Regions from separate parts of the Homo sapiens genome. Here region 2 is linked to region 1. A link is a loop called in an ENCODE intact Hi-C map of the cell type or tissue named here. Cell type or tissue: PC-9. All regions are shown on one strand. Each heading gives the region's core, and the rest is flanking DNA. Links, peaks and the distances in the headings are about the cores only.

Region 1 (10,431 bases), core at 1,520-9,519:
CTATGGTCCATTGCTACTCTTGCCGCACTTAGGTAAAAAGTCTGGGCAAGTTCGGTGAGACTCAACCTATTTTGCAAACAAATTCATCCTACTGGAATTATCTTTGGTAAAAATAGAGACTCCTATAGACAGAAAAACTATGTTGAAAAGCAGAACTGTAGTACACCTGTTACCAGATTGAACCACTGTTCATTATCTTTGAGTATTTATAATCCACTGGTAGACTGGACTGGACCCTGAATTCTTTTAGTTCTTCCAATTCAATTTTCTCCAATGAAATAATTAAGAACAAGAGTGGCTCTGTTCCTGAAGCCATATAAGCTGGAGATGGACAACTCAATGTAAATTTCATGAGAAAACTCTCATGTCTGAGGTGTGGGCCGCTAAGAACTCACCAAATGTTCAACACCATAACTTAGAGACACTCAAACTGCAAACCAAGACAACAAGTTGATGACTTTACACTGTGGACAGTTTTCTCAAGATGTCAGAACAAGACTATCAATCATGATGGGAATCTTACCTCTCTTAATTTGTCCTTGCTTATGCCTGTCGCCTTTGCTTCCCAGAATAATGCTGTACTTAGGATTTCACAAGAAGTAGCTTCTGAGAGTAAGTTAACAGTGTCAGATATATCATGTCAACCACACTTTTATTTTATAAGATGGAGTTTCGCTCTTGTTGCCCATGCTGGAGTGCAATGGCACATTCTTGGGTCACTGCAACCTCCACCTCCTGGGTTCAAGTGATTCTCCTGCTTCAGCCTCCTGAGTAGCTGGGATTACAGGCATGCATGACCACACCCAGCTAATTTTGTATTTTCAGTAGAGACGGGGTTTCTCCATGTTGGTCAGGCTGGTCTTGAACTCCCGACCTCAGGGGACCCACATGCCTCAGCCTCCCAAAATGCTGGGATTACAGGCGTGAGCCACCGCACCTGGCCCACACATTTTTACATACCAAGAGATCCTTTAGTCCACCCAAAGGCTGACATTAGCTGCATCTGTAACACAATGTTTTCCTCAAATGTATGGAGTTTTTTTTAGGCTTCCACTTCTATACTTGCCTATTCTCGCTCCCTGTTTTAATTTAACATAGACATGCAATGCTAGATAATAGAATTGCTCTCTATCAGCTGAACAGAGGGGAGCCTGTGCAGTTTCTGACGCTTCTTGTTGCACATGGATAAATACATTGGGTATTACAGACTCAGTTGTAAAAATCATTAAATGTGCTGCCTAGTTAAAATGACTAGACTCTTCTGGCTTCTTCTTTGATCTATCCTATTGTAGTTGGTTTGCATCTTGCCTAAGGTGCATATTCCAAACTCTTGATATTTTCCTCCTGATAGTCATACTGGTAGTCTCCCTCGTGTGGTGCAATCTACAGATGTTTTCACTGGTGTGCAGCCATTCTTCAAATATCAAATGGTTTCTCTTGTGCTGGAATTACAAAAACTCAAAGAAATGTGTTAATTATTGGCGAGGCACAGTGGCTCACATCTGTAATCCCAGAACTTTGGGAGGCCAAGGCAGGCAGATCACAAGGTCAGGAGTTCGAGATCAGCCTGGTCAATATGGTGAAACCCTGTCTCTACTAAAAATACAAAAATTAGCCGGGCATGGTGGCGCGCACCTGTAGTCCTGTAGGGAGAAGCCCTGAAACTATTGCTACAGAACAAATGATGAAATGCTCCTGATTATTGTAAATATAAAAGAGCATGCAGGATTGTGTAAATACAATGCCAGGTTGGGCTGCCAGAATGAGCCTACAGCACATGATGTGCTTCTGTTACATGGATGGGAGATAGAATTATGAGTTTAGAACATAGATTACAAATGCAACCTGATTGGAATACTTCTGATTTTTGTATAACTCCATTCCAACATAATGAGTCTGTTCACAACTGGGAATCAGTAAAATGCCATTTACAAGGAAGTGAAGATAATTTAAGTTTAGACTTAAGCAAGCTAAAAGAACAGATTTTTGAAGCTTCTCAAGCACACTTAACTGCTTTACCCAGTGCTGAAGTTTTAGACAGTATCTCTGAGGGGTTATCTAATCTCAACCCCATTCAATAGGTAAAATCTTTGGGAGGATCCACTATCGTTAATTTTGTTCTGTGTATAATTTGTGCTATTGGTTTATTGTTCATGTGTAAAATTGGAAAAAAATATTCTTCAATCCAATCGTGATCAGTGCCAAGCTATGATTGCTATGGTTCATTTAAATTGGAGAAAAGGGGGAGATGTAGGGAGACCCCCTGAAACTATTGCTATGGAATAAAAGATGAAATGCTCCTGATTATTGTAAATACGAAATTGCATGCAGGATTGTGTAAAGACAAATGCCAGGTTGGACTGCCAGAATGAGCCAACAGCACGTGATGTGCTTCCCCCTGCAGAGAGCCTATGAACGGACATGCAGTCAGGGAGGTTTCACATTACCAAGATTCCTATCCCAGAAAAGCAGATGTCCATAGCTCTGGGAATGGAATGCGACCCTTGTGGAGAGCCTATAAATGGCCCTAAATCTCTCACTAACCTACCCCCACTCTCACTAAACTTAATAATAAATGCTGGTATATCCAGTGCATTGGCAGCATCGCAGGACCAGAAGGCGGTGACCCCTCTGGACCCAGCTTTCACTATCTTGTGTGTGTCTTTTATTTCTCAACCTGCCGATCTGCCTGAGAACAAAGAAAGAGCCCCATTGCATTGCAGGCTGCAGGCCAGATCCCGCAATATAGTCCCAGCTACTTGGGATGCTGAGGCATCTGTAGAGGGAGAGCTGCCCCAAATCATAAATCACAAATAAAAGCCAATTACATCTATAACTAAATTAGTTATAATTTTGTCTTATCACACATGTTCACAGGAAGCAATGGCCAGTGGAGTCTCTCAGACTGCATCATTCTCACCCTGAGCCTCCTGCCTTGCTCTTTCACTTACAAGGACCCTTATGATGAAACTGGGAGCCACCCAGATAAGCCAGAATAAGCTTTCCTTCTCAAGATACTCAACTTCATCACCTTTGAACAGTGTTTTTGCCAAGAAAAGTAAATGCATGTGTTCCAAGAGTTAGGATGTAGATTTTTTTTTTTTTTTTTTTTTTTGAGACAGAGTTTCACTCATGTTGCCCTGGCTGGAGTGCAGTGGGACAATCTAGGCTCACTGCAATCTCCGCCTCCCAGGTTCAAATGATTCTCCTGCCTCAGCCTCCCAAGTAGCTGGCATTACAGGCATGCGCCCCCACGCCCAGCTAATTTTTGCATTTTTAGTAGAAACGGGGTTTCACCATGTCGGCCAGGCTGGTCTCGAACTCCTGACCTCGTGATCCACCCGTATCAGCCTCCCAAAGTGCTGGGATGACAGGCGTGAGCCCCTGCATCCAGCCCGGATGTGGACATGTTTAAGAGGCCATTATTCTGCCTCATAAGGGTCACTTTCATAAACATCACCCACAACAAAAATGTTTTGCCTTCCTTCCATGTCTCACTTTTCTGTCGGCACAAACCACAGTGAAACACACTAGCTCTGCTATGAAGTGGCTGGATGACCCTGTGCCACTCATTTGACCTCCCTCAGCCTCTTTCCTCATCTGCAGTGTAAGGCTGACTCTTACTGCATCAGAAAATGACAGTGGAAGAGTAAATTAACATGTGTAAGACATTAGTCACAGAGCCTGGTACCTGATGAGCCCTTGGTAAACATTCCTTTCAGTCCTTTCCTTTCACCTTCCCATTTTTCTTGCCCGCACCCATCTTCTCCTTCAACTCCTTTCTCTTCAGTAACTTACTCAGTCTAACCTGCCAATTAAAGAAGCCACACTAACCATTCTCTCATGACTCTGCTGGAATGTTCTTGTGATGCGGTCTGCTATCCACTCGAGGCAATAGGTATTATTTATATGGAGAGGTCTGTTTGCAACAAGAAATCCTTTTTCTGTTCACACAAAATTTATACACAATTTCTCTTAACTTACACGTACCAGTCTCAATTCTACCCTGTTATTTCATACACGTACTTTATTATTTTATTCTTCAGTCTTTCTCCTTATACCTTAAAAATTAGGATAGTACTAAAACAAAAATAATGGCCTGGGCCAGAAAAGGGGATTCCTTTAGCAAGATGAATGCTTTCCTTTTTCAAGATGAATGAATGCTATGTGCCAGGCAGCCCTGAAGCCCATTTCTGGGTTTGGCTTACATCAAAGCCATTTGACTCTAGGACACATTTTTAGATTCCCAGGAGATAATGATTGTCACGGAAGACACACCCACTCTGAGTATTCCTACTGTTGGGTAAAGGAATGTTTACAGAATGTTGTGCATTCTGTTTACTCCTCCTAAATTCTTCCACTCCTGGAAGTTAAGCGTCCCCACTAATCAGCTTCATCTCCAGCTGGCCTGCCTGGACTCTGACCAGAAAATATCTCCCCACTCTGGATGGCCAGGGTGGCACCTTTGTCTATTCCCATAATTATAATAGCTCACACTGATGCAGCATTCACTATGTACCAGGCACTATCCTGAGAGCTTTCCAGTTAACTACGGTCCTCACCAAAAAATCCCAAGTACCACAATCCCCATTTTTACAGATTAAAAAAAAAAAAAAAACTGAGGCAGAGAAGTATGTACCCACTGTCACCTAACTCCATAATTCAACCTCATCCTCCACTTCATCTGATAAGAGGACACTCTAAGATTTACAAGGTCTCCTGAATGACATCCTTCTTCAAAAATGATTTTTGTCCCATTCACTTTCAGGATTTGACAAACAGCCAGCATTTTGTTTTCTATCTCACCCTTCACTTATGCACCTGTTCCATAAAACTACACTCACAACTGCACAGCCCTGCATAAAAGCTAGCTTTTAGAAACCTCAATCTCTTTTGGAAAAAACAAAGGCCAGCTACCAAGTCTCACAAAACGTCATTGTTTATTCTATTGTCAACTATTTGCATGGCCATTCTCTGGACATAAACAAGTGCACTAGAAACAGAAAATGTAATGAGAAGAAAGTAGGAGGAGGGTGAGTTTCTAGATAGACACACAGGGAAAAGATTTTGAATCCAGAAAAATTCATACAATGCACCCAGTGTGTGTGGCTTTGAGCAATGACAGCTCTACCTGCCACTTTCCACTGCTGTTGGCCTCTTACTTCCTTCTCAACCTGCCCCTCCTGGTCTTGCTTTCTTAGACCTATACAAACAACCTGGGAACTGGGGTCAGATCAGAGCACACAGCACTGAGTGGTAGGGTTGGGAAAGACAGAAAAGGAAGACAAGTGTTTGGCTCATGAAGATATGACTCATCTAGGTACACATCACCTAGGCAGGCAATAGATTACTGAAGGGCTTTGCAGGACTCCTGGTGGTTATCCAGAATGACTGACTGAGGCAAGAGTCTTGACCAGTTGAGTTTTATTGAGCCAGAGCCTGATAGTGCACCCTGGGAATACATGAGTTGCAAAAAACCTCTGTGGTTTGTGTTTTCTCTGAAGAGGTTTCAGGAGGCTTAGTATTTATACATTTGATTAAAGGGGAGAAGGCAGGTTGGAAGAGATGGAGTGGGCAGAGAAACAATTGATCTAATCTTGTCTTTCTTCTTTGCCTCAGAAAATAAATATTATCAGAATGAGAGTTAAAATACTTCGGTTTTAGGAGCTGGATTTGGATTGCTCACTTAAAGTTACAATTGGCATGTCCTTCTTTTACAAAGAAATATACATCTTGAAAGGTTTTGAAGCCAAGAAAAAACAATTTGTTCAGGGAATCATCTGGAGATGCCCGAGATCTTTGGCTTTCCTGTTTACCCCGTTCCTTTCCTTTCCTTTTTTTTTTTTTTTTTCTTCTTTTAGAGACACAACCTTGCTCTGTCACCAAGACTGGAGTGTACTCACTGCAGCCTTGAACTCCTGGGCTGAAGCAGTCCTCCCACCTTAGCCTCCCAAGTATCTGAGACTATAGGCATGCACCACTGCACCTGGCTAATTTGATTTGTTTTATGTTTTGTAGAGACGTGGTCTCCCTTTGTAGCTCAGGCTGGTCTTAAACTCCTGGTTTCAAGTGATCCTCCTGCCTTAGAGTCTCAAACTGCTGGGATTACAGGCCTCTGCCAGCACACCTGGCCCCCCAATTCTTCAAAAGCTTTCAGATAAAGCATCATAGAAGACATGACTTTGTGACTGTATGTTTCATCTCATCCTACATCACTAGGAAGGCTCATTCTTAAGAAGTCATGCCCCATGGAAAAGGGGATGAAGACAAATCAGAAAAGGGCAAAGGGAAGTCACAGCAAAAAAGGGACAGTATAATCCTGGAACCTTATTAAAGTCACACAACAGCTGCTTCAATTAGAGCAATTCGTTTGGCAAACATCACTCTAACCCTATAGACTAGGTTTTCTAGAGTTTCTGAAGCATCTTCCAATTGCAATGGCAATGTGACACATTTTTCTGAATTGCAGTCTGAATACAGTGTTCATGTGTACCTTTTGTGTAGTCCACACATCAGCAGGCACAAAGGTTGTTTATATATAAGTTGCTATGATTTATCCAGAAGTTTACATAAGTCGTCGAGTTTCAGCTTGCAAGTTTTAATCTATCCATCTGACAAAAGGCTAATATCCAGAATCTACAAGAAACTTAAACAAATATACAAGAAAAAAAACAAATAAGCCAATCAAAAATGGGTGAAGCAGATGAACAGATACTTCTCAAAATAAGACATTTATGTGAGCAACAAACATAGGAAAAAAAGCTCATCATCATTGGTCATTAGAGAAATGCAAATCAAAACCACAGTGAGATACCATCTCATGCCAGTTAGAATGGTGATCATTATAAGGTCAGGAAACAACAGATGCTAGAGAGGATGTGGAGAAATAGGAATGCTTTTACACCGTTCGTGGGAGTGTAAATTAGTTCAACCATTGTGAAAGACAGTGTGGCGATTCCTCAAGGATCTAGAACAAGAAATATCATTTGACCCAGTAATCCCATTACTGGGTATATACCCAAAGGATTATAGATCATTCTACCATAAAGACACATGCACACATATGTTTATTGTGGCACTATTCACAATAGCAAAGACTTGGAACCAACCCAAATGCCTATCAATGATAGACTGGATAAAGAAAATGTGGTACATATACACCATGGAATTCAATACAGGCATAAAAAGGGATGAGTTCATATCTTTGCAGGGACATGGATGAAGCTGGAAACCACCATTCTCAGCAAACTAACACAGGAACAGAAAACCAAACACCGCATGTTCTCACTCAAAAGTGGGAGTTGAACAATGAGAACACATGGACACAGGGAGGGGAATATCACACACTGGGGCCTGTTGAGGGGTGGGGGACTAGGGGAGGGATAGCATTAGGAGAAATACCTAAGGTAGATGATGGGTTAATGGGTGCAGCAAAACACCATGACACATGTATACCTATGTAACAAACCTGCAGGTTCTGCACATGTATCCCAGAACTTAAAAGTGTAATTAAAAAAAGATAAAAATTTAAAAAGCACAGTTTTAATTTATAATATACCAAAATGGAAGAAAAATGGAAGAAAATTCTGAAACCATTAGTTTTGAAATTTGTAGCCAGGAAAAAATTTAGGATTCAGTCCAAATTGTAGGTAAATAACAAAATTTAAAAAAAATGAACAGATCTAAAATGTAATAACCATTTTTCTGTTGTTTCCTTCTGAAAAATAATTTTCCCCCTCCTGTCTCCCATTTTTATGAAATAGAAATCATATGGGACCAATATATTTCCAAAATAAGTTTTAGTCTTATACCTGGATTGTTTACATAAAGTGCAGCAAGAATGTAGATTCAAGGCCTCTATGAATACATAAATTTTATATATATATATATATATAAATATAAGAATATATATATTCTATCATGTAGAATGGCACTAAACTATATTAATGGCAGCAAATCTGTACAAGTCTGTAGCAGCCTCAATTCTTGCTTCTTCAGAAGAAAGAATTCAACTAAGTGTCATAAGGCAGAAGAAGAGACTTAGGCAAATTTTAGAGCAGGAGTGAAAGTTTATTTAAAAGCTTTAGAGCAGAAATTAAAGAAAGTAAAGCACACTTAAAACAGGGCCAAACAGGTGATGAGATTTCAAGTGTGTGGTTTGACCTTTGACTTAGGCTTTTGTATGTTGGCATAATTCTGGGGTCTGCATCTCTTCTCCCCTGATTCTTCCCTTAAAGTGGGCTGTCTGCATGTGCAGTGGCCCACCAGCACTTAAGAAGGGAGCCTGTGTAGTGTGTTTCCTGGAGTAAAGTTGGAAAACAGAGACCAAAATAAAAGCTATGTATGGAAATAAAATTGGTCTCCTTATAAAATCCTGTTATAAATTTCTATCATTTTTGTGTTACCTTGGCATCTACTTTTAATCTTCCTTGAACACACCCAAACTCCTTCTCTCTGTGTGTGTGTGTGTGTGTGTGTGTGTGTTTGTGTGTGCTTTGAGATGTAAATTTACTACCTACTTTCTCTAAAACTCAGCAAGGGCTTCCTCAGATAAATGTTAACTTTTTCTATTTACAAAAGCACAACTTAAATCCAGCTATTTTTTTTAACAGTGAGTTTTATGTGTTCATGCATAAAGTTTTAAAATCAAAAATCTGAAGTATTTCTGTCTCCCTCTATCTTTATGTGCACAAGTATATGTTCTATGCTGTATCACATATCACATATGTATATGTCCATACCTATGTTTATATATTGTTTATACATGGTATCAAATTAATGTAAAAATAAATGGGTACTCATCAATTAAGTAAATAATACCAAATGCTTTTCAACACATGTGATTTTAGTAATCTTCAATAAGGGAAGAACACCTCAAATGAGCATGCATACCCACCTGCAGCCTCCTTAAAAAAAAATTATCAGGCCAGGCACGGTGGCTCACACTTGTAGTCCCAGCACTTTGGGAGGCCAAGACGGGTGGATCACAAGGTCAGGAGATCAAGACCATCCTGGCTAACATGGTGAAACCCTGTCTCTACTAAAAATACAAAAAAAATTAGCCGGGCCTGGTGGCAGGCGCCTGTAGTCCCAGCTACTCGGGAGGCTGAGGCAGGAGAATGGCGTGAATCCAGGAGGCGAAGGTTGCAATGAGCCCAGATCGCACCACTGCACTCCAGCCTGGGTGACGGAACAAGACTCCATCTCAGAAAAAAAAAAAAAAAATTATCAGCCAAGAATTTTGTATCCAGCAAAACTAAAGTTCATAAATAAAGGAAAGATAACAGTCTTTTTCAGACAAACAAATGCTCAGAGAATTTGCCACTACCAAGCCAGCACTACAATAACTGCTAAAAGGAGCTCCAAATCTTGAAGCAAGTCCTGGATACACATCAAAACAGAACCTCTTTGAGCATGAATCTCACAGGACGTATAAAACACAAATACAATAAATAAATGAATAAAACCAAGGTATTCAGGCAACAAATAGCAGGATGAATGGAACAGTACCTCACATCTCAATACTAACATTGAATGTAAGTGGCCTAAATGCTCCACTTAAAAGACACAGAATTGCAGAATTGATAATAGTTCACCAAGCAAGTATCTGCTGCCCTCAAGAGACTCCCCTAACCATAAAGTGTCACATGAACTTAAGGTAAAAGGGTAGAAAAAGACACCCCATGCAAATGGCCACAAAAGTGAGCAGGAGTAACTATTCTTATATCAAAAAAACTAACTTTAAAGCAACAGCAGTTAAAAAAGACAAAGAGGGACATTACATAATAATGGAACAGGGAGTGGCATTTGATGCTTGGTGTCATCCTAACCCCCACAGTCCCTGTAGTAGTTTGCTAGGGCTGCCATGACAAAATACTGCAGAGGAGTAGATAAGCAACAGGAGTTTATTGTATCACAGTTCTAGAAGCTAGAAGTCCATGAACTTTCCTCCTCTGTAAGAGGTTACAGTGCTTCCCATGAGCTCATATATATGGCAGAGGGAGATACAGAAGGAGCAGGTGCCACGGGAGTCTGATTCACCCATTGGGTCACTGGTGCCCTGGGACCTGCTTGAGCCTGACCCCATACACAGCTCTCCCTGGGATGCTGGAGGCTGCTGTGCACGCCCCAGGTAACTCAGATGTCACCAGGACACGATGTGCCACTCAGGTCCTAAAGCCCTTGGTGTCCTATGGTCAGGTATTCCAATTCCACTAAGCCCAGGGATAAGCCAAGAGCTGCTTCCTGAATGAAGAGTTACCTGCAGGAGGAGGCGTGGTCTTTCTCTAGAACGTCCAGTTCTGCACGGTGAATCTTTTGGAGCTTGTGAAAGCCTGCATAAAATAATACACTGCATTTGGAACATAGATGCTCTTACATTCATTAATTTCTTTTTTTTTTTTTTTTTGGTTGAGATGGAGTTTCACTCTG
Region 2 (10,431 bases), core at 893-8,892, 67 kb before region 1:
ATTTTCATTTATGATTTGAGTAATTTTATCTTTTCTCTTTTTTTCTTAGCCAATCTAGTTAATGGTTGTCAATTTTGTTGATTTTATTTTGAAGAATCAACTTTTGGTTTCAGTAATTTCCTCTATTCTGTTTCCATTCTCCATTTTATTTATATCCACCCTAATACTTATTATTTCCCTCATTCACTGTGCTTGGGTTTAGTTTGTTCTTCTTTCGTATCCTGAAGTATTAAAGTAGGTTGTTGACCTGAGCTCTTTCTTCTTTTTTAATGTAAGAGTTTACAGTTATAAATTTCTTGCACAAGACTCAACTTCTCTGAACCCCTGATTCCTCACCTGAAAATTGCAATAAGAGTACTTTCTTCATACCATTCTTTTAAAGGTTTAATGCAGTCAATGAAACAAGATGCCACACAAAGAGGAACCAATGTCAGCTGCTATATTACTACCATCATCATTAGCCTTGAGGTCAAATAGTCCTAGAATCAAATCTCAGATCCACCTGTCACTAGCCATATGACACCAGGAAAGTTTTTACACCATGCTAAGCTTCTGTCTTTTCATCAGCAAAATGGAAATAATGCCTACCTGACAGGGTTATTGTGTGGATTAAATGAGATACAGGTAAAGTATTGAGCACAGGGCCTGGCACATAGAAAGTGCACCTCAACAGTACCTACCTTTTTCCATAGATATGAAAAAAGCGGTAACACATAAAACACTAGGACATGGTTACTGACTAATTGTGGGAGAGAAAGAAAAAAAGCTAAGTGCAAAGAATCAAGTCTGGTATGTTAGTTTTTACCAACTGAGATGCATCCAAGATGGGATTAGACATACAAGATAATTTATCAGGGAAGACACCTGTGAGGGAATGTGGGGCAGGCATGAAGGTAGTATGGGAGAACCCACAGACCGCTATGCAGAGCTGATTCCTGTGAAAAAGAAAGAGAAAGAAGTTTTAGGTACCAATGCAGTTCTAAGAGTTTTTGCAAGGCTGATGAGGAATCCTCCAACCAGTCACCCATTGGAGTTAAAGAGAGCCTCGGAGAACTAGACTTGCTTTCACACCCTTGCTGGGAGCCTGTGGGAAAGAAGCTTTCTCTGTAAAGGAGGTAGTGAATTTGAAATGCGCTGACCTGGGCCTTCTGTCAATCAGGTCCCTGCCATGGAAACCAGACAGAGTCTCATTAATGGCTGCCACAATAGAGACACTGAGAAAAAGAACAGGTTGATACCTTCATGAAATTCAAGACAAAGAAGAAAAAAACTCAATGTTATTGGACTAAATAATCAAAAGGATAATGTTTTCATAATTTTTTATTGGAAAATGTGCTGATTCTTGGAATGTTTTATTCTCCAGATTTATGAACTTTTTTTCTTCAGCAATTGGTAAAGTATACTTTTGTAAACAAAAATTGAAACATTTGCTTTTGCTCTCTATCTGAGTGCCCCAGAATTGGGAAACTATTCATGAGTATTCATAGGTTTATGGTAATAAAGTTATTTGCACAAGTTCAGTAAGAATCTGCTCTCTTTATAACAGGACACATTTGAAAACATTGGTTATATTACCAAAGCTTTTACTGGGATGTTATATTTGATAATATACCTAGAATAAACCCATAGGGAAAGCAGGCAAAGTCTGAAGTTGGTCTTGGTTTAGTTTCCTAGTCTCAAGAGGTTTTTGGAAGTTTCATCTGAGATTCTTATTAAAAACTTCTAGCAAAGGGACGTTTAAAAAGAGCCTCTATGGTCCACGGCTACTCTTGCCGCACTTAGGTAAAAAATCTGGGCAAGTTCGGTGAGACTCAACCTATTTTGCAAACAAATTCATCCTACTGGAATTATCTTTGGTAAAATTAGAGACTCCTATAGAGAGAAAAACTAGTTGAAAAGAAAAACTGTAGTACACCTGTTACCAGATTGAACCACTACTGTTCATTATCTTTGAGTATTTATAATCCACTGGTAGACTGGACTGGACCCTGAATTCTTTTAGTTCTTCCAATTCAATTTTCTCCAATGAAATCATTAAGAACAAGAGCAGCTCTGTTCCTGAAGCCATATAAGCTGGAGGTGGACAACTCAATGTAAATTTCATGGGAAAACCCTCGTGTCTGAGGTGTGGGCCACTAAAAGCTCACCAAATGTTCAACACCATAACTTAGAGACACTCAAACTGCAAACCACGACAACAAGTTGATGACTTTACACTGTGGACAGCTTTTCTCAAGATGTCAGAACAAGACTATCAATCATGATGAGACTCTTACCTCTCTTAATTTCTCCTTGCTTATGCCTGTCTCCTTTGCTTCCCAGAATAATGCTGTACTTAGGATTTCACAAGAAGTAGCTTCTGAGAGTAAGTTAACAGTGTCAGATATATCATGTCAACCACACTTCATTTATTTTTTAAGATGGAGTTTCACTCTTGTTGCCCATGCTGGAGTGCAATGGGACAATCTTGGCTCAATACAACCTCCGCCCCCTGGGTTCAAGTGATTCTCCTGCCTCAGCCTCCCAAGTAGCTGGGATAACAGGCATGCACCATCATGCCCAGCTAATTTTGTATTTTCAGTAGAGACAGGGTTCCTCCATGTTGGTCAGGCTGGTCTCGAACTCCCGACATCAGGTGATCCACACGCCTCAGCCTCCCAAAGTACTGGGATTACAGGCATGAGCCACCGCACCCAGCCAACACATTTTTACATAACAAGACATCCTTTAAAGCTCCTGATTATTGTAAGTACAAAATTGCATGAAGGATTGTGTAAAGAAAAATGCCAGGTTGGACTGCCAGAATGAGCCAACAGCACGTGATGTGCTTCCCCCTGCAGAGAGCCTATGAATGGATGGGCAGTCAGGGAGGTTTCACATTACCAAGATTCCTATCCCAGAAAAGCAGATGTCTGTAGCTCTGGGAAAGGAATGTGACCCTTATGGAGAGCCTATAAATGACCCTAAATCCCTCACTAAACTACCCCCACTCTCACTAAACTTAATAATAAATGCTGGTGTATCCAGTGCATTGGCAGCATCGCAGGACCAGAAGGCGGTGACACCCCTGGACACAGCTTTCCCTATCTTGTGTGTGTCCTTTATTTCTCAACTTGCCGATCTGCCTGGGAACAAAGAAAGAGCCCTGTTGCATTGCAGGTTGCTGGCCAGATCCCACAATATAGTCCCAGCTACTTGGGATGCTGAGGCATCTGTAGAGGGAGAGCTGCCCCAAATCATAAATCACAAATAAAAACCAATTACATCTATAACTAAATCAGTTGTAATTTTGTCTTATCACACATGTTCACAGCAAGCAATGGCCAGTGGAGTCTCTCAGACTGCATCATTCTCACCCTGACCCTCCTGCCTTGCTCTTTCACTTACAAGGACCCCTATGATGACACTGGGAGCCATCCAGATAAGCCAGAATAAGCTTTCCATCTCAAGATACTCAACCTCATCACCTTTGAACAGTGTTTTTGCCAAGAAAAGTAAATGCATGTGTTCCAAGAGTTAGGATGTGGATTTTTTTTTTTTTTGAGACAGTTTCACTCATGTTGCCCCGGCTGGAGTGCAGTGGGACAATCTAGGCTCACTGCAATCTCCGCCTCCCAGGTTCATATGATTCTCCTGCCTCAGCCTCCCAAGTAGCTGGCATTAAAGTTGCCCGCCACCACGCCCAGCTAATTTTTGCATTTTTAGTAGAAACGGGGTTTCACCTCGTTGGCCAGGCTGGTCTTGAACTCCTGACCTCGTGATCCACCCGTATCAGCCTCCCAAAGTGGTGGGATGACAGGCGTGAGCCCCTGCACCCGGCCCGGATGTGGACATTTTTAAGAGGCCATTATTCTGCCTCATACGGGTCACTTTCATAAACATCACCCACAACAAAAATGTTTTGCCTTCCTTCCATGTCTCACTTTTCTGTCTGCACAAACCACAGTGAAACACACTAGCTCTGCTATGAAGTGGCTGGATGACCCTGGGCCACTCATTTGACTTCCCTCAGCCTCTTTCCTCATCTGCAGTGTAAGGCTGACTCTTACTGCATCAGAAAATGACAGTGGAAGAGTAAATTAACATGTGTAAGACATTAGTCACAGAGCCTGGTACCTGATGAGCCCTTGGTAAACATTCCTTTCAGTCCTTTCCTTTCACCTTCCCATTTTTCTTGCCCTCACCCATCTTCTCCTTCAACTCCTTTCTCTTCAGTAACTTACTCAGTCTAACCTGACAATTAAAGAAGCCACACTAACCATTCTCTCATGACTCTGCTGGAATGTTCTTGTGATGCGGTCTGCTATCCACTCAAGGCAGGAGGTATTATTTATATAGAGAGGTCTGTTTGCAACAAGAAATCCTTTTTCTGTTCACAAAAATTTATACACAATTTCTCTTAACTTACATGTAGCAGTCTCAATTCTACCCTGTTATTTCATTCATGTACTTCATTATTTTATTCTTCAGTCTTTCTGCTTACACCTTAAAAATTAGGATAGCACAAAAACAAAAATAATGGCCTGGGCCAGAAGAGGGGATTCCTTTAGCAAGATGAATGCTTTCCTTTTTCAAGATGAATGAATGCTATGTGCAAGGCAGCCCTGAAGCCCATTTCTGGGTTTGGCTTACATCAAAGCCATTTGACTCTAGAACACATTCTTAGATTCCCAGGAGATAATGATTGTCACGGAAGACACACCCACTCTGAGTATTCCTACTGTTGGGTAAAGGAATGTTTGCAGAATGTTGTGCATTCTGTTTACTCCTCCTAAATTCTTCCACTCCTGGAAGTTAAGCTTCCCTACTAATCAGCTTCATCTCCAGCTGGCCTGCCTGGACCCTGACCAGAAAATATCTCCCCACTCTGGATGGCCAGGGTGATACCTTTGTATATTCCCATAATTATAATAGCTCACACTGATGCAGCACTCACTATGCACCAGGCACTATCCTAAGAGCTTTTCAGGTAACTATAGTGCTCACCAAAAAATCCCAAGAGCCACAATCCCCATTTTTACAGATTAAAAAAAAAAACTGAGGCAGAGAATTATATACCCACTGTCACTTAAATCCATAATTCAACCTCAACCTCCAATTCTTCTGGTAAGAGGACACGCTAAGATGTACAAGGTCTCCTGAATGACATCCTCCTTCAAAAATGATTTTTGTCCCATTTACTTTCAGGATTTGACAAACAGCCAGCATTTTGTTTTCTGTCTCACCCTTCACTTATGCATCTGTTCCCTAAAACTACACTCACAACTGCACAGCCCTGCATAAAAGCTAGCTTTTAGAAACCCCAATCTCTTTTGGAAAAAAGAAAGGCCAGCTTCCAAGTCTCAGAAAACATCATTTTTTATTCTATTGTCAACTATTTACACGGCCATTCTCTGGCCATAAACGAGTGCACTAGAAACAGAAAGAGTAATGAGAAGAAAGTAGGAGGGGGGTGAGTTTCTAGATAGACACACAGGGAAAAGATTATGAATCCAGAAAAATTCATAAAATGCACCCAGGGTGTGTGGCTTTGAGCAATGACAGCCCCACCTGCCACTTTCCATGTTCACTTCTTACTTCCTTCTCAACCTGCCCCTCCTGGTCTTGCTTTCTTAGACCAATACAAACAACCTGGGAGCTGGGGTCAGATCAGAGCACACAGCACTGAGTGGTAGGGTTGGGAAAGACAGAAAGGAAGACGAGTGTTTGACTCATGAAGACCTGACTCACCTTACACATCACCTAGGCAGGCAACAGATTACTGAAGGGCTTTGCAGGACTCATGGTGGTTATCCAGAATGACTGACTGAGGCAAGGGTCTTGATAAATTGAGATTTATTGAGCCAGAACTTGAAAGTACACCCTGGGAATACATGAGTTGCAAAAAAACCTCTGTGGCTTGTGTTTTCTCTGAAGAGGTTTCAGGAGGCTTAGTATTTATACATTTGATTAAAGGGATAAGGCATGTCGGAAGAGATGGTGTGGGCAGAAAAACAATTCATCTAATCTTGTCTTTCTTCTTTGCCTCAGAAAATAAATATTATCAGAATGAGAGTTAAAATACTTCAGTTTTAGGAGCTAGATTTTGACTGCTCACTTAAAGTTACAATTGGCATGTCTTTCTTTTACAAAGAAATATACATCTTGAAAGGTTTTGAAGCCAAGAAAAAACAATTTGTTCAGGGAATCATCTGGAGATGCCCGAGATCTTTGGCTTTCCTGCTTACCCCATTCTTTTCCTTTCCTTTTTTTTTTTCTTTTAGAGACACAACCTTGCTCTGTCACCAAGACTGGAGTGTACTCACTACAGCCTTGAACTCCTGGGCTGAAGTGGTCCTCCCGCCTTAGCCTCCCAAGTATCTGAGACTGTAGGCATGCATCACTGCACCTGGCTAATTTGATTTATTTTATGTTTGGTAGAGACATGGTCTCCCTTTGTTGCTCAGGCTGGTCTTAAACTCCTGGTTTCAAGTGATCCTCCTGCCTTGGACTCTCAAACTGCTGGGATTACAGGTCTGTGTCAGCACACCTGGTCCCTCGATTCTTCAAAAGCTTTCAGAGAAAGCATTGTAGAAGACATGACTTTGTGACTGTATGTTTCATCTGATCCTACATCACTAGGAAGGCTCATTCTTAAGAAGTCATGCCCCGTGGAAAAGGGGATGAAGACAAATCAGAAAAAGGCAAAGGGAAGTCACAGCAACAAAGGGACAGTATAATCCTGGAACTTTATTAAAGTCACACAACTGCTGCTTCAATTAGAGCAATTCGTTTGGCAAACATCACTCTAACCCTATAGACTAGGTTTTCTAGAGTTTCTGAAGCATCTTCTAATTGCAATGGCAATCTGACACATTTTTCTGAATTGCAGTCTGAATCCAGCGTTCATGTGTACCTTTTGTATAGTACACATCAGCAGGCACAAAGGTTGTTTATATATAAGTTGCTATGATTTCTCCAGAAGTTTACATAAGTCATCGAGTTTCAGCTTGCAAGGTTTAACCTATCCATCTGACAAAAGGCTAATATCCAAAATCTACAAGAAACTTAAACAAATTTACAAGAAAAAAAAAAGCCCATCAAAAAGTGGGAGAAGCACATGAACAGACACTTCTCAAAATAGGACATTTTTGTGACCAACAAACATACAAAAAAAAGCTCATCATCACTGGTCATTAGAGAAATGCAAATCAAAACCACAATGAGATACTGTCTCATGCTAGTTAGAATGGTGACCATTAAAAGGTCAGGAAACAACAGATGCTGGAGAGGATGTGGAGAAATAGGAACGCTTTTACACTGTTGGTAGGAATGTAAATTAGTTCAACCATTGTGAAAGACAGTGTGGCGATTCCTCAAGGATGTAGAACAAGAAATATCATTTGACCCAGTGATCCCATTACTGGGTATATACCCAAAGATTATAGATCATTCTACTGTAAAGACACATGCACACATATGTTTATTGCAGCACTATTCACAATAGCAAAGACTTGGAACCAACCCAAATGCCTATCAATGATAGACTGGATAAAGAAAATATGGTACATATACACCATGGAATTCAATGCAGCCATAAAAAAGGATGAGTTCATGTCCTTTGCAGGGACATGGATGAAACTGGAAATGACCATTCTCAGCAAACTAACACAGGAACAGAAAACCAAACACTGCATGTTCTTACTTATAAGTGGGAGTTGAACAATGAGAACACATGGACACAGGGAGGGGAACATCACACACTGGGGCCTGTTGAGGGGTGGGGGACTAGGGGAGGGATAGCATTAGGAGAAATACCTAAGGTAGATGATGGGTTAATGGGTGCAGCAAAACACCATGACACATGTATACCTATGTAACAAACCTGCAGGTTCTGTGCATGTATCCCAGAACTTAAAAGCGTAATAAAAAAATGATAAAAATTTAAAAAGCACAGTTTTAATTTATAATATACCAAAATGGAAGAAAATTCTGAAACCATTAGTTTTGAAATTTGTAGCCAGGAAAAAATTTAGGATTCAGCCCAAATTGTAGGTAAATAACAAAATTCAAAAAAAAAAATGAACAGATCTAAAATTTAATAACTGTTGTTCTGTTGTTTTTTTCTAAAAATAATTTTCCCCCTCCTGTCTCCCATTTTTATGAAATAGAAATCATATGGGACAAATGTATTTCCAAAATAACTTTTAGTCTTCTACCTGGATTGTTTACATGAAGTGCAGCAAGAATGTAGATTCAAGGCCTCTATGAATACATATATTTTATATATATGTATAAATATAAGAATATGTATATTCTATCATGTAGAATGGCACTAAAGTATATTAATGGCAGCAAATCTGTACAAGTCTGCAGCAGCCTCAATTCTTGCTTCTTCAGAAGAAAGAATTAAACTAAGTGTCATAAGGCAGAAGAAGAGACTTAGGCAAATTTTAGAGCAAGAGTGAAAGTTCATTTAAAAGCTTTAGAGCAGAAATTAAAGAAAGTAAAGTACACTGAAAACAGGGCCAAACAGGTGATGAGATTTCAAGTGTGCAGTTTGACCTTTGACTTAGGCATTTGTATGTTGGCATAATTCTGGGGTCTGCATCTCTTCTCCCCTGATTCTTCCCTTAAAGTGGGCTGTCTGTATATGCAGTGGCTCACCAGCACTTAAGAAGGGAGCCTGTGTAGTGTGTTTCCTGGAGTACAGTTGGAAAACAGAGACCAAAATAAAAGCTATGTATGGAAATAAAATTGGTCTCCTTATAAAATCCTGTTATAAATTTCTATCATTTTTGTGTTACCTTGGCATCTACTTTTAATCTTCCTTGAACACACCCAAATTCTTCTGTGTGTGTGTGTGTGTGTGTGTGTGTGTGTGTGTGTGTGTGCTTTGAGATGTAAATTTACTACCTACTCTCTCTAAAACTCAGCAAGGGCTTCCTCAGATAAATGTTAATTTTTATATTTACAATAGCACAATTTAAATCCAGTTTTTTTTTTTTAACAGGGAGTTTTATAGGTTCATGCATAAAGTTTTAAAATCAAAAATCTGAAGTATTTCTGTCGCACTCTATCTTTATGTGCACATGTATATGTTCTATGCTGTATCGCCTATCACATATGTATATGTCCATACCTATGTTTATATATTGTTTATACATGGTATCAAAATTAATGTAAAAATAAATGAGTACTCATCAATTAAGTAAACAGTCCCAAATGCTTTTCAACACATGTGATTTTAATAATCTTCAATAAGGGAAGAACACCTCCAATGAGCATGCATACCCATCTGCAGCCTCCTTAAAAAAATTTATCAGGCCGGCCGCGGTGGCTCACGCCCGTAGTCCCAGCACTTTGGGAGGCCGACGCGGGCAGATCACAAGGTCAGGAGATCGAGACCATCCTGGCTAACATGGTGAAACCCCGTCTCTACTAAAAATACAAAAAAAATTAGCCAGGCCTGGTGGCAGGCGCCTGTAATCCCAGCTACTCAGGAGGCTGAGGCAGGAGAATGGCGTGAATCCAGGAGGCGGAGGTTGCAGTGAGCCGAGATCACACCACTGCACTCCAGCCTGGGCAACAGGGAAAGACTCCATCTCAGAAAAAGAAAAAAAAAATTATCAGCCAAGAATTTTGTATCCAGCAAAACTAAAGTTCATAAATAAAGGAAAGATAACAGTCTTTTTCAGACAAACAAATGCTCAGAGAATTTGCCACTACCAAGCCAGCACTACAATAACTGCTAAAAGGAGCTCCAAATCTTGAAACAAATCCTGGAAACACATCAGAACAGAACCTCTTTGAGCGTGAATCTCACAGGACCTATAAAACAAAAATACAATAAATAAATGAATAAAACCAAGGTATTCAGGCAACAAATAGCAGGATGAATGGAACAGTACCTCAAATCTCAATACTAACATTGAATATAAGTGGTCTAAATGCTCCACTTAAAAGATACAGAATTGCAGAATTGATAATAATTCACCAAGCAAGTATCTGCTGCCCTCAAGAGACTCCCCTAACCATAAAGTGTCACATAAACTTAAGGTAAAAGGGTAGAAAAAGACGCCCCATGCAAATGGCCACAAAAGTGAGCAGGAGTAACTATTCTTATAACAAAAAAACTAACTTTAAAGCAACAGCACTTAAAAAAGACAAAGAGGAACATTATATAATAATAAAAGGACTTGTCCAACAGGAAAATATCACAGTCCTAAATAAACATGCACCTAACACTGGAGCTCCCAAATTTATATAGCCATTACTACTAGACCTAAGAAATGAGATAGACAGTAACACAATAATTGTGAGGGACTTCATTACTCCACTGACAGCACTAGACGGGTCATCAAGACAGAAAGTCAAGGAAGAAACAATGGATTTAAACTATGCCCTAGAGCAAATAGACTTAAGAGATATTTACAGAATATTCTACCCAAC

What was found. Peaks named below come from ENCODE experiments on the same cell type or tissue, not always from the same donor. Only the 100,000 strongest peaks of a DNase experiment are listed, where the experiment ranks them.
Region 2: it touches region 1 in a loop (10-fold over the local background); 3 of 110 quality-filtered maps call a loop at or near these places.

Annotation. Positions count from the first base shown.
Region 1 is chr19:42,826,336-42,836,766 of GRCh38, reverse strand. It overlaps PSG8-AS1 (PSG8 antisense RNA 1), which reads right to left. Exons shown (of 4, transcript NR_036584.1): 4 at 9,889-10,334. Among named protein-coding and RNA genes, the nearest start is that of PSG8-AS1, 9.7 kb to the right of the region's middle. In PC-9, for the core only: a CTCF peak has its summit at 5,350; DNase peaks (open chromatin) are centred at 3,536, 3,806, 4,296 and 5,276; H3K27ac peaks cover 3,691 bases.
Region 2 is chr19:42,893,175-42,903,605 of GRCh38, reverse strand. It overlaps PSG6 (pregnancy specific beta-1-glycoprotein 6), which reads left to right. Exons shown (of 6, transcript NM_001031850.4): 6 at 1,160-1,520. The coding sequence ends at 1,194. Among named protein-coding and RNA genes, the nearest start is that of PSG1, 19 kb to the right of the region's middle. In PC-9, for the core only: no CTCF peak of the experiment used is centred there; DNase peaks (open chromatin) are centred at 4,717 and 5,715; H3K27ac peaks cover 2,767 bases.